2 separate regions of the Homo sapiens genome follow, and region 2 is linked to region 1. A link is a loop called in an ENCODE intact Hi-C map of the cell type or tissue named here. Cell type or tissue: natural killer cell. All regions are shown on one strand. Links, peaks and the distances in the headings refer to the core of each region. The heading gives the core; the rest is flanking DNA.

Region 1 (5,385 bases), core at 165-5,164:
GAATTTTCTATGTGCTCTTGAGAAGAATGTGTATTCTGCTGTTGTTTGATCCAAGCTTATCCTATGTGTCTGTTAGGTCCAATTAGCATATAGTGTTGTTAAAGTTCTCTGTTTCTGTGTTGATATTCTGTCTGATGGTTCTATCCATTATTGAAAGTGGGGTATTGAAGTTTCCTACTATCATTGTGTTACTGTCTGTTTCTCCCTTCCATTCTTTCAATGTTTGTTTCATATATTTGGAGCTCTGATGTAGGGGTGTGTGTGTGTGTGTTACAGCTGGTGAAAGTACCCTTTTATCATTATGTCCTTCATTGTCTGTTTTGACAGTTTTTGACCTAAAGTCTATTTTGTCATACATAAGTATGGCCCATCCTTACTCTCTTCTTGTTACCATTTGCATGGTAATATTTTTCCATCCTTTCACTTTCATTCTGTGTTGTATTTTGGATCCAAAGTGAGCCTCTTGTAGGCACCATATAGTTGGATCTTATTTTAAAAAACATTAAGTCAACCTGTCGTTTGATTGGAGAATTTTATCCATTTGCATTTAAATAAACTGCTCATTGGAAGGGACTTATTGTTGTCATTTTGTTTTTTTCTCTATGACTTGTAGCTTTTTTTTGTTTCTTGATTCCTTTGTGTTTCATTGCTTTTTGTTTTTCTTTTGGTATAGTAGTGTGCTTTCATTCCTTTTACAGTTCGTTTTGTGTATTTTCTTTAGATGTTTCCTCTGTGGTTACCGTGGGGATTACATAAAACATCCTAAAGTTACAACTGTCTATGTTAAACTGCAAATAACTTTAATCATATAAGAGCGCTAGTCTATATCTGCCTCACTATGACTTGATGTTACTGTTGTCGTATATCACATCTTTTTATGTTGTGTATCTGTTAACATATTTTTAGTTTTTTTAAGCTTTTAAGTTCTATACCAGAATTAAAAGTGGTTTATGCACCAATATAACAAGAATACAGGATTCTGTATTTTTCTCCTTATCAACATTTTCTTAGAGAAGTTTATATTTTTGTATGCTTCCATGATGCATACACTCTTTAGTTTCCACGTGAAGGGCTTTCTTCAGCACTTCTTTTAGGACAGGTATAGTGATGAAACTCCTTCAGCTTTTACTAATCTGGGAAAAATTTTAATTTCACCTTCATTTTTGAAGCATATTATTGCCAGGTATAGTATTCTTGATTGGCAGGTCTTTGATTCAGCCCTTTGATAATATATTATCTCACTCCTTCAGGCCTACAAGATTTCTGCTGAGATATCTGCGTGTTATCTTATGGGAGTTCCCTTGTGTGTTGTTATGAGTTGCTTTTCTCTTACTGCTTTCAAGATTATTTACTGTGATTCAGACAGCTTGGTTATAATGTATCTCAGTGTAGATGTTTTTGGGTTAACAATAGTTGGAGGTCTTTGAGCTTCTTGAATTTGCATCTCCATTTTCTTCTTCCAGTTTCAGACATTTTCAGCAATTATTTATCTTTCTCTCTGTCTTCCTTTACTTCCCTTATGTGTATATTGGTCTGCCTGTTGGTGTCCCAAAAGTCCTTTAGACTTTCTTAGCTTTTTTTCATTCTCTTTTTGCTCCTCTGGCTTGATAATTTCAAATGACCTGTCTTCAAACTTGTGGACTTATTTTTCGGTTTGATCCGGTCTGCTCTTGATTCTCTACAGTGAATTTTCATTTCAGTGTATTCTTCAGCTTTTTAATTTGTATTATGATACGTTTTTACAGTTTCTCTTTGTTGATATTTTCATTTTGTTCATGCACCCTTTTCCTGATTTTGCTGTTTTCTGTCGTCTCTTTCACTTTCACCTAATTGAGTATCTTTTTTTTTTTTGAGAAGGAGTTTCGCTCCTGTCGCCCAGGCTGGAGTGTAACGGCGCAATCTCCACTCACTGCAACCTCCGCCTCCTGGGTTCAAGCGATTCTCCAGCCTCAGCCTCCTGAGTGGCTGGGGTTACAGGTGCCCACCATCACGCTCGGCTAATTTTTGTATGTTTAGTAGATACAAGCTTTCACCATTTTGGCTAGGCTGCTCTTGAACTCCTGACCTCAGGTGATCTGCCCGCCTCGGCCTCCCAAAGTGCTGGGATTACAGGCACGAGCCACCAGGCCTGGCCAGAGTGTCTTAATGATAGTTATTTTGAATTCATTGGCAGATAATTCATAGCTCTCTGTTACTTTAGGGTTGGTTTTTGGAGATTTATTTTATTTATTTGATTGGACCATGTTTCTCTGTTTATTTGTATGCTTGTTGAAATTTTAGCATTTGAAAAAACAGCCACATCTCCCAGTCTTTGTGGACTCTTGTACACAGGAAGGGCTTCACCAGTCAGCCTTGTTAGAGAGTCTGTGGGCCTCTAACACCTTTTTTTGGCTATGTGTCTTCTCTGGGCTTTTGCTTGTACTCTTCCATCTGAAGAGGTTTGCCTCTCTACTCTGAAGCTCCCTCTGGTACCTGTCTTTGCTATAGCAGCCTCTGGTACTTTGGCAAGCTGTTGTATTAGTGCTTCCCCTGCTGTCTGTCTGTGTTACTGCAATTTCTCTGGTGCTCTATCAAGTTGAGGGTCCTGCCTTTGGTCTCTGAGGCTCACAGGCATCCGAAGTGCCATAGTCACAGTTCTTGCTCCAGATTAGTCCTCCATGTTGGGTAAGACAAAATCTAATGCGTTGGGCATCTTTCTTAAACAGTTGGATTCAAGCTCCAACTTTCTCTTTCCTTTCTGATGTAGAAGCTGTGTTGGGAGGTTGATGGGGTATAGTGAGTAAATGCAATGTATTTTCCTAACTGTTCCAGTGTGCCTCTTTTTGGCCTTGTGCTCACCTGGGATGGCATACCCTCTCAACTAATTTGTGGAAATCTCATGCAGGCAATATGATGCTTATCTTGTTAAGTCATCTCCATATGGGAAGCAGAGGGGACTTCCTGTTCTGACATGTTGCTGATCATACCACAGTTTTCAAAAATCCTCCATCAAATGACTCCTGTGTTCTAAACCATTTATTTATTCTCTATGCTTTTATTCTTCTTGTTTTTCTCCTGAAATATTCTTTTATCTTAACCATTTTGAGTGTAATAATTACTCAATGATGGCCAGGCACAGTAGCTCATGCCTGTAATCCCAGCACTTTGGGAGGCTGAGGCGGGCAGATCACTTGAGTTCAGGAGTTCGAGACCAGCCTGGTCAACATGGCAAAACCCCACGTCTACTAAAAATACAAAAATTAGCCGGGCCTGGTGGCAGGCACCTGTAATCCCAGCTACTCAGAGGCTGAGGCAGGAGAATCGCTTGAGCCTGGGAGGCGGAGGCTAGAGTGAGCCAAGATGGTGCCGCAGGATGGTGCACTCCAGCCTGGGCGACAGTGAGACTCTATCTCAAAAAAAAAAAAAAAAAAATTACTCAACAATGTGCTTAAAGATGCATTCCTTTCCCTAAAAGCTTTTCTTTTTTAAGCTTTTTGCATTCGCCTTACACAGTTATTTTAATGTGCTTTTCTCTTGTTTTACATTTGTTTATCTTGACAGCCAGATTTTAAGCACCTTTATAGCAGATTGTCTTAATTCTATTGTTTTTCCCTCTACACGTATCTAATGCAATGTCATACTAGAAGGTTGAAATTATTGTTGTGTCATATAAAAAGTAGCAAGATGTATTTGTTGTTAAGAAGAGTGATTAATGGCATCTGCTCAATGTAATTCTAAGCATTTACTACCTTTGGTTTAATATGTTATTCTTACACTTGACTTAGTCTTGAGTAGAGATATTTTATTCTTCCATTTTTTGTTTGTTTGTTTTTGAGGCATGTTCTGGCTCTGTCACCCAGGCTGGAGTGCAGTGACACAATCTCAGCTCACTGCAACCTCTGCCTCCTCGGCTCAAGCTATCCTCCCACCTCAGCCTCCCAAGAAGGTGGGACCACAGGCGTGTATTACCACGCCTGGCTAATTTTTGTATTTTTTTTTTAGAGATGGGGTTTTGCTACGTTGCCCAGGCTGGTCTGTAACTCCTGAGCTCAAGCAATCCTTGCCTGTCTCAGCCTCCCAACGTGCTAGTATTACGGGTGTGAGCCACTGTGCCCAGCCTCGTTTTAAGAGATAAATGATGATAGTGTTATTAATGATGGAGGCCTAAATAATGATAGTTAATATGTAGGCGTTATAATTCCATTTCTGTATTCCCTGGTTTTGGGGGGAAAGGCTGAAATAAGTTGTTACTGAAGCTTAGATTTGTGACATTTTATTAAATAATTTAAGTCACATAGTGGTAGGTAGTATTTTTTTAAAAAACAACTTAAAAATAATTTTGATTTGTGACATTGGATACCACTTATTTGTTGAATTGGTGGTGCTAATATGATGCCTGCTACATAGTAGGCATTCACTAGCTATTTGTTAAATGAGTGAGTCTGGTTATTCTTTAGATTTATATTGTTAATGTTTTTTAAACTCTTACAGCATGTGAGCCATTCTGGTGTTTTTAATTTATTCTTCATAAGAACACTGAGATGCAGGAATTATTATATTAATCTCTCAAATGATAAGCAGTTGTCTTCAGCAAAGTAAATGATTTGCTTAAGATACAATGAACAAGTGATAATGCCAAGATTCAAATTATTGTCTCAGCTGGCAATGTTTCCCATTATATTAGAACAGTGACAGATAATATATTGACAGGCATCTACAGGTCTAATTTTTTTTTAAAGATTCCCTGTGTGTTGAGTTTTATTTTTACCTTGATTTTTTTTTCTCCCCCAGCATCCACCCAACCCACCAGTATCACCAGGAAAAACTGTAAATGATGTCAACAGCAATAATAACATGTCTTACAGGTGAGAATTCATAGTCTGTCTAGTTTTTAAAAACAGAACAAAGTTCTACTTTCTTTATTTGGTCAAAGAATCTTGCAGTGTAATCATGGTATTTATGTAGAAATAAGTGTTTGGTGTACTTGGTTAGTATATTTTCTTTTTCTGCTTCATTATATTGTTCATCTGTGAATAATACTTTTGCTAACTTATTATAAGGCATTCTTTGGTCACTATATATTTCTTTAACCACTTGTCTTAAATAGTATTCTTTCAAGTAATTGAGAAATGCTTCTGTTAAGGGTGAGAAAGACTAATGTCTGTATATATTAGGACCTACTTTTGGTATTCAGGTTAAGTACTGATAACAGACATTAGAATACAAGAGTTAAGAGTTAAGAGTTAATGCCACAGACCCCAGCATTTAGAAGTCTTTGTGCCAGCTATGCCTCACTGTTTTTGCTTGCAGTTTAGGATTGTGAAACCCAAGTCTAGCCACCCTTTTTCCCCTGTGGGCCACTGCTTATTCTAGATATCAGTTGGTATTCCCTGAGTGGCATATCTA
Region 2 (5,385 bases), core at 256-5,255, 270 kb before region 1:
CATAGAAAAATGTCTAGGCCCAGACGGTTTCAGTGGTGAAGGCTATGAAACATTTGGATAAGAAATAATACAAATTCTACACACATTTACAGAGAGTAGAAGATGAAATTCCAGCTAATTTTATCAGGCCAACATTAATAGCAAGTCCAGACCAAGATATTACAAGAAAAGTACATATCATGATCTCTCATGAACACAGATGCTAAAATTCTTAAAAATATATTAACAAATCAAATCTGGCAACATATAAAAAGAATAAACAAGTAAAGTTTCTCTTGGAATAGAGAATTTGCTCAATATTTGAAATCAGTCCATGTAAAAAGTAAAATCATATGATTATCTTAAGAGTTGCAGAAAAAGTATTTCATAAAATTCAATATGCCTTCATGATAAAAATTTTCAACAAGCTAAAAAAAATAGAATGAAGTTTTCTCAACCTGAAAAAGAAAACCTATAAAAAAAAGTATGCTAACATCACTTAAAGGTGAAAGACTGAATCCTTTCCCCCTAAGATCAGGAAGAACATCCATGCTCCCCACGCTTATTTAACACCACTGGAGATTCTAGCTGGGGCAATAAGGCAAGAAAAAGAAGTACATGGCCGGGCATGGTGGCTCACACCTATAATCCCAGCACTTTGGGAGGCCTAGGCGGATCACTTGAGGTCAGGAGTTCAAGACCAACCTGGCCAACATAGTGAAACCCCGTCTCTACTAAAAACACAAAAGTTAGCCGGGTGTGCATGCCTGTGGTCCCAGCTTCTCAGGAGACTGAGACAGGAGAATTGCTTGAACCCAGGAGGCAGAGGTTGCCATGAGCTGAGATTGTGCCACTGCACTCCAGCCTGGGCGAAAGAGTGAGACTCTCTCAAAAAAAAGATAAAAAGAAAAAGAAGTACATGCAGACACTTTGGAAAGAAAGAAGTAAACCTGTCTTCATTTGCAGACAACATGAGTATCTCTATGGAAATTACTATGGAATCTTTTAAAGCTAATAGAAATAAAAGTGAGCTTTACAGGCTCTCAGAATAGTAGGCCAGTATACATAAATTAATCGTGTGCTGGACAAAATGAAACTATGGTGCAAAAGCACTATTTTTAAAAAAAGAAAAAAAAAAGCATTATAAGTTCTAGAAACTGGAAAAATAGGGGAAAATCTTAAGAATTGAGAGGAGGGAAGAAAATATAAGTAATAAGATAAGGCTTAAGGAAGGAGAAAGACGGAGATCTTTGATCAATGAAACAACAGAGGATCTGTTAATTTAATCTGGAGACGGACCTGATTGAGATCATACTAAAAAGTAAAATAGAAGCCATCAAGTCTGATTTGGAATAAACTCTCAGGAGATTCTTGCAATCAATTAGGCAAAAAAGATGCCAGCTTGGTCTCCAGCAAAGGAGAAGGAGAAAAGCAAACCATAATCAAGAGAGAGTTGGAAGATTAAATCAATTGGCTATTGACAAATGTGGAAGGGAAGAGAGAAGGGGGAGACCAGGGCTGCTCCCAGATATGGGGCTGCAGCAGGGAATGACAATGCCCTGCAGAGGAGCAGCTGTGCTGGCTTCAGTCTCTGACTCACAAAATACCCCAGGGAAAGAGCAGGTGTCATCTTTAGCTTCAACCATAAAGTGGCATGCGGTGCAGAGAGTGGCAGCCTGCCTGGGCCACTTTACCCTAAAATGTGGCACCCACTGGGTCCTCCACTTCAGCCACTGCCCCGGGCACTGGCATAATGGTCATTTACAACAATCATTTCCCTTGCTCGCTTGCCTGGACACCTCCTGGGCCACAAAAGTGTGCCTCAAATTAGGCAACTGACATAATAGAGACAGTAGGACCTCTGTCTGAGTCGTGACCATTTTCTCTTCCCCTATCTTCTCTCAGGTTCGCTCTCTGAATTCTCCTGGGGGAGCTCCATCACCTATCATCTTTTCTTTTTATGAAACTTGAACATCTTAAGCTGAAATTAGCGACCCTTCCTGAATAGCAAAATGCAATCACCTTTACAGGACTCCAGATGTTTCAAATACAAAAAGCCATGGGCAGGAGTAACGTTGCAATTCCATGCATGCCTCAAAAGGGATTCGCAGCCTAAGCATCCACAAGAGGGAGCTCTCTAGTACCTTTTCACTTTCTCAATAAAGATTTACAATCACCTGCTGTGCACCAGGCTCTATGCTAGGAATTGGAGATACAATAATAAATAAAAATAAAAGGGCCAGCTGCAGTGGCTCATGCCTGTAATCCCAGTACTTTGGGATGCTGAGGCGGGAAGATCACTTGAGCCCAGGAGTTCAAGGCTGTAGCAAGCTATGATTGTGCCACTGCACTCCAGCCTGGGTGACAGAGCATAACTCTGTCTCTAAAAAAAAATATGTATTTATTTAGAGACGGGGTCTTACTCTGTCACCCAGGCTGGAATGCAGTGGCACAATCACAGCTCTTGGCAGCCTCAACTTCCCAGGCTCAGGTGTTCCTTCCACCTCCACCTCAGCCTCCCAAGCAGATGGTGCTACAGGTGCCCACCACCACACCCAGCTAATGTGTGTATTTTTTGTAAAGACAGGGTTTCACCATGTTGCCCAGGCTGGTCTCAAACCCCTGGGCTCAAGTGATCCACCTGCCTTGGCCTCCCAACAAATTAAAATTAAAACTGAAAACATAAACACGGGAGCAGTGGTTCACGCTTGTAATCCCATTTTGGGAAGCCAAGGCAGGAGGAATGATTGAGTCCAGGAATTCGAGACCAGCCTGGGCAACATAGCGAGACCTCATCTCTACAAAAAAATTAAAAATAAATAAATTAGCCAGGTGTCATGGCATGTACCTGTCTTCGTTCTAGCTACTCAGGAGGCTGAGGTAGGAGGCTTGCTTGAGCACAGGTCAAGGCTGCAGTAAGCCATGTTCACACCACTGCACTCCAGCCTGGGCAACACAGTGAGACACTGTCTCAAAAAATATATAAAAAATAAATAAAAGATCCTGGCCTCATGGATCTTACATTTCTATGGGAGACACAATTAGTAAGTAAACAAGCGGCATAAAACATTGTGATAAAGTTATTTAAAAAAAAACCAGAATGATGAGATAGAAACTAACTAGAAGAGGACACTCATCAAGAAGGGCATCTCTGGGGAGGCAGCATTTAGGCTGAGACTTGAAGGGTGAGAATGAGCCTGCCTTGTGCTCAGTACAAGTGATGCAACAGAAATGATTATGCCATATATTTACAGCTCTACACGTTATTAGGGTGTGGTGTGGGATCCGTGGCAGAAGTGGTGCTGTTAGCATAACTCAATACACGAGGCTGTGCAAGGGAAGATAGTATTTTGAAAAACTACATTATGCGACCTTCTCCCTAATTAACTGTTAAGGAAAACTTATTCAGTGATACTAGTTAAAGCATGGCAAGGAAAACGTCATTCAGAACCATCACGATAGCTACAGGGACCAGGGCAATGGGGTCTTGCAGTCAGGGAGAGACTGGGGCAACTCTGAATACAGCACAAGCAGGTGGAAATCATAATTGATGCCAACGAGCAGGGTGGAGGTCAGTGGATGGAAAATTACTAAGAGGAAACATCAGGGGTGAGGGGGATTCTGGCTAAACCAACACAACAGGATTCTTGCTGAAGACAGGCCAGGGTGAACAGGCATCGCGTTGGGGACGTGGGAGAGGAAAATTCTGATCAGATATCCAGGATGATCAGATACTGAGGATGAGGGGTTCTGGCTAAACTGACTTAGTAGTGTTCTTTGCTAAAACTGGATGTTGCAAGAAAGTGCATAGATGGGCTGAGCAGAAGATTTGGAAGCCTGACTAAACTTTGGCCAAGCAAAGAATCTTTGTCAAAACCTAAAGTATCGTGGGAGAGAAGGAGGTGCAGATTGGATTGAGACTGTGAAAGAAGGAATGAGAAGAGCAGGAGTTATTATTCAACTTATAACATTCAAGAGATGGCGTAGCATAACAATAAACTAGATAACAGACACAATTGAGAGAGAAAGGATTCTCTACATTTTTAACTCACATTAAGTGTATCAAGAGCTAGTCCCGATGGACTATAGTAGATAGATTGGAAGTTAAAGAAACATCCGCCCTCTCCTGATGAAGGGGATTGTAGGACAGGAAGAAAGAGGAAGACAGGAGGTGGTCCCACAACGGGTTCCCAGTTTCCCGGAAGTAAGGCGGACAGGCTGAGGGGGAACACCGGGGACTGCAGGGAAATTGCTCCATTCCTTTTTTGGGACTCTGGGAGGAGACATCTGCAGAGGGTATCCCTGCGCCAATATGGGTAAGAGAAGTTGGGCACCAGCATGACTTAGGGGCTCTGCTTCTCAAAACGCCCGTGGAACAGATTTTTTTGTTGTTCTTTTCCAATTACCCCTGATTCCCTAATAAAATACACTAAAAATGAGTCAATAGAAGAAGAAAATGAGGGAAAAAAAGGAATACAAGCTCAAGTTTTTTTATTAGATTCAATAGACATAAAATTCCTATCAACTTATTTTGAAAGTTTCAAACGATTCCACCAGACACTGTTGGAAGATAGAACAGAGATTGAACTCAGCTTTTAAAAAGCAGGGGAGTCCCACAGAATGCCTGCCCCTTCCATGGTGGCTTTCTGGCACCCAGATATGTTAACTGGCCAAGCAGGTAATTTCTGTGTGTTATTATCTAAAAGTGTTTCTTTATGAAAACACTGGGTGGGACCACAGGGCAGTCTCGGGTGAGAGGAAAAAGGGACAAGGTCAGACAGCCCCCAAGGAGAGTGGAATTGCTTTTCACACCAGAAAGAGCCTTGTATTCCTGCAGCCTCCCTAAATCATCCCGTGAGAATATGTTATTAGCAGACACCTTCAGAATCCCCTGCTAGCATCCTAACAGTGCTCTTGCCAATAATCATTTGGCCACATGCATAGAGCCAGCAGCAAAGACTGGCTTTCATTGTTTTATTCCTGGCAGTATATAGGCTTTCTGGCCTGAAGTAAGAGGAAGTAAGAAAGAAAAACATACATAATAAAATGGAGGAAGGTTCCAGCTCTCCCGGGCTTAGAAGGAGACCTGGTTCAATGCAACAGTATTTTACATTTAGCACTGTTACTTTGGGGGAAAGAAGAAATGAGACAAAAAAATGAAGAAGGTAGAGTGACATCAGGAAACCCTGGATAAAGCTAACCATTGCTACCTCCTTTCAGGGTGGCTGGTTCTCCTTGCTTCCTTTCTTTCTTTGCCACAAACACCAGGGTTCCAGAATTGTCCGCTTCTTCACAGGTACCACCACTTGGAATTTCCATATGTATCACGCTTGTCCGTAGAGGAAGACATAGCTGCCCCAAGAGATCCCCTTTCTATCTACACACAAACACAAGCAGCAGGGTCTT

The links. Peaks named below come from ENCODE experiments on the same cell type or tissue, not always from the same donor. Only the 100,000 strongest peaks of a DNase experiment are listed, where the experiment ranks them.
Region 2: a loop joins it to region 1, with 18 times the contacts of the local background. A loop is called at or near these places in 7 of 110 quality-filtered maps.

The regions. Positions count from the first base shown.
Region 1 is chr12:14,451,791-14,457,175 of GRCh38, forward strand. ATF7IP (activating transcription factor 7 interacting protein) reads left to right here. Exons shown (of 15, transcript NM_018179.5): 7 at 4,771-4,844. Among named protein-coding and RNA genes, the nearest start is that of PLBD1-AS2, 76 kb to the right of the region's middle. In natural killer cell, for the core only: CTCF peaks have their summits at 2,524 and 2,732; a DNase peak (open chromatin) is centred at 2,501; H3K27ac peaks cover 211 bases.
Region 2 is chr12:14,183,987-14,189,371 of GRCh38, forward strand. No RefSeq gene overlaps it. Among named protein-coding and RNA genes, the nearest start is that of ATF7IP, 180 kb to the right of the region's middle. RefSeq lists an enhancer at 1,941-2,060. In natural killer cell, for the core only: CTCF peaks have their summits at 2,142 (motif pointing right) and 2,343; a DNase peak (open chromatin) is centred at 2,095.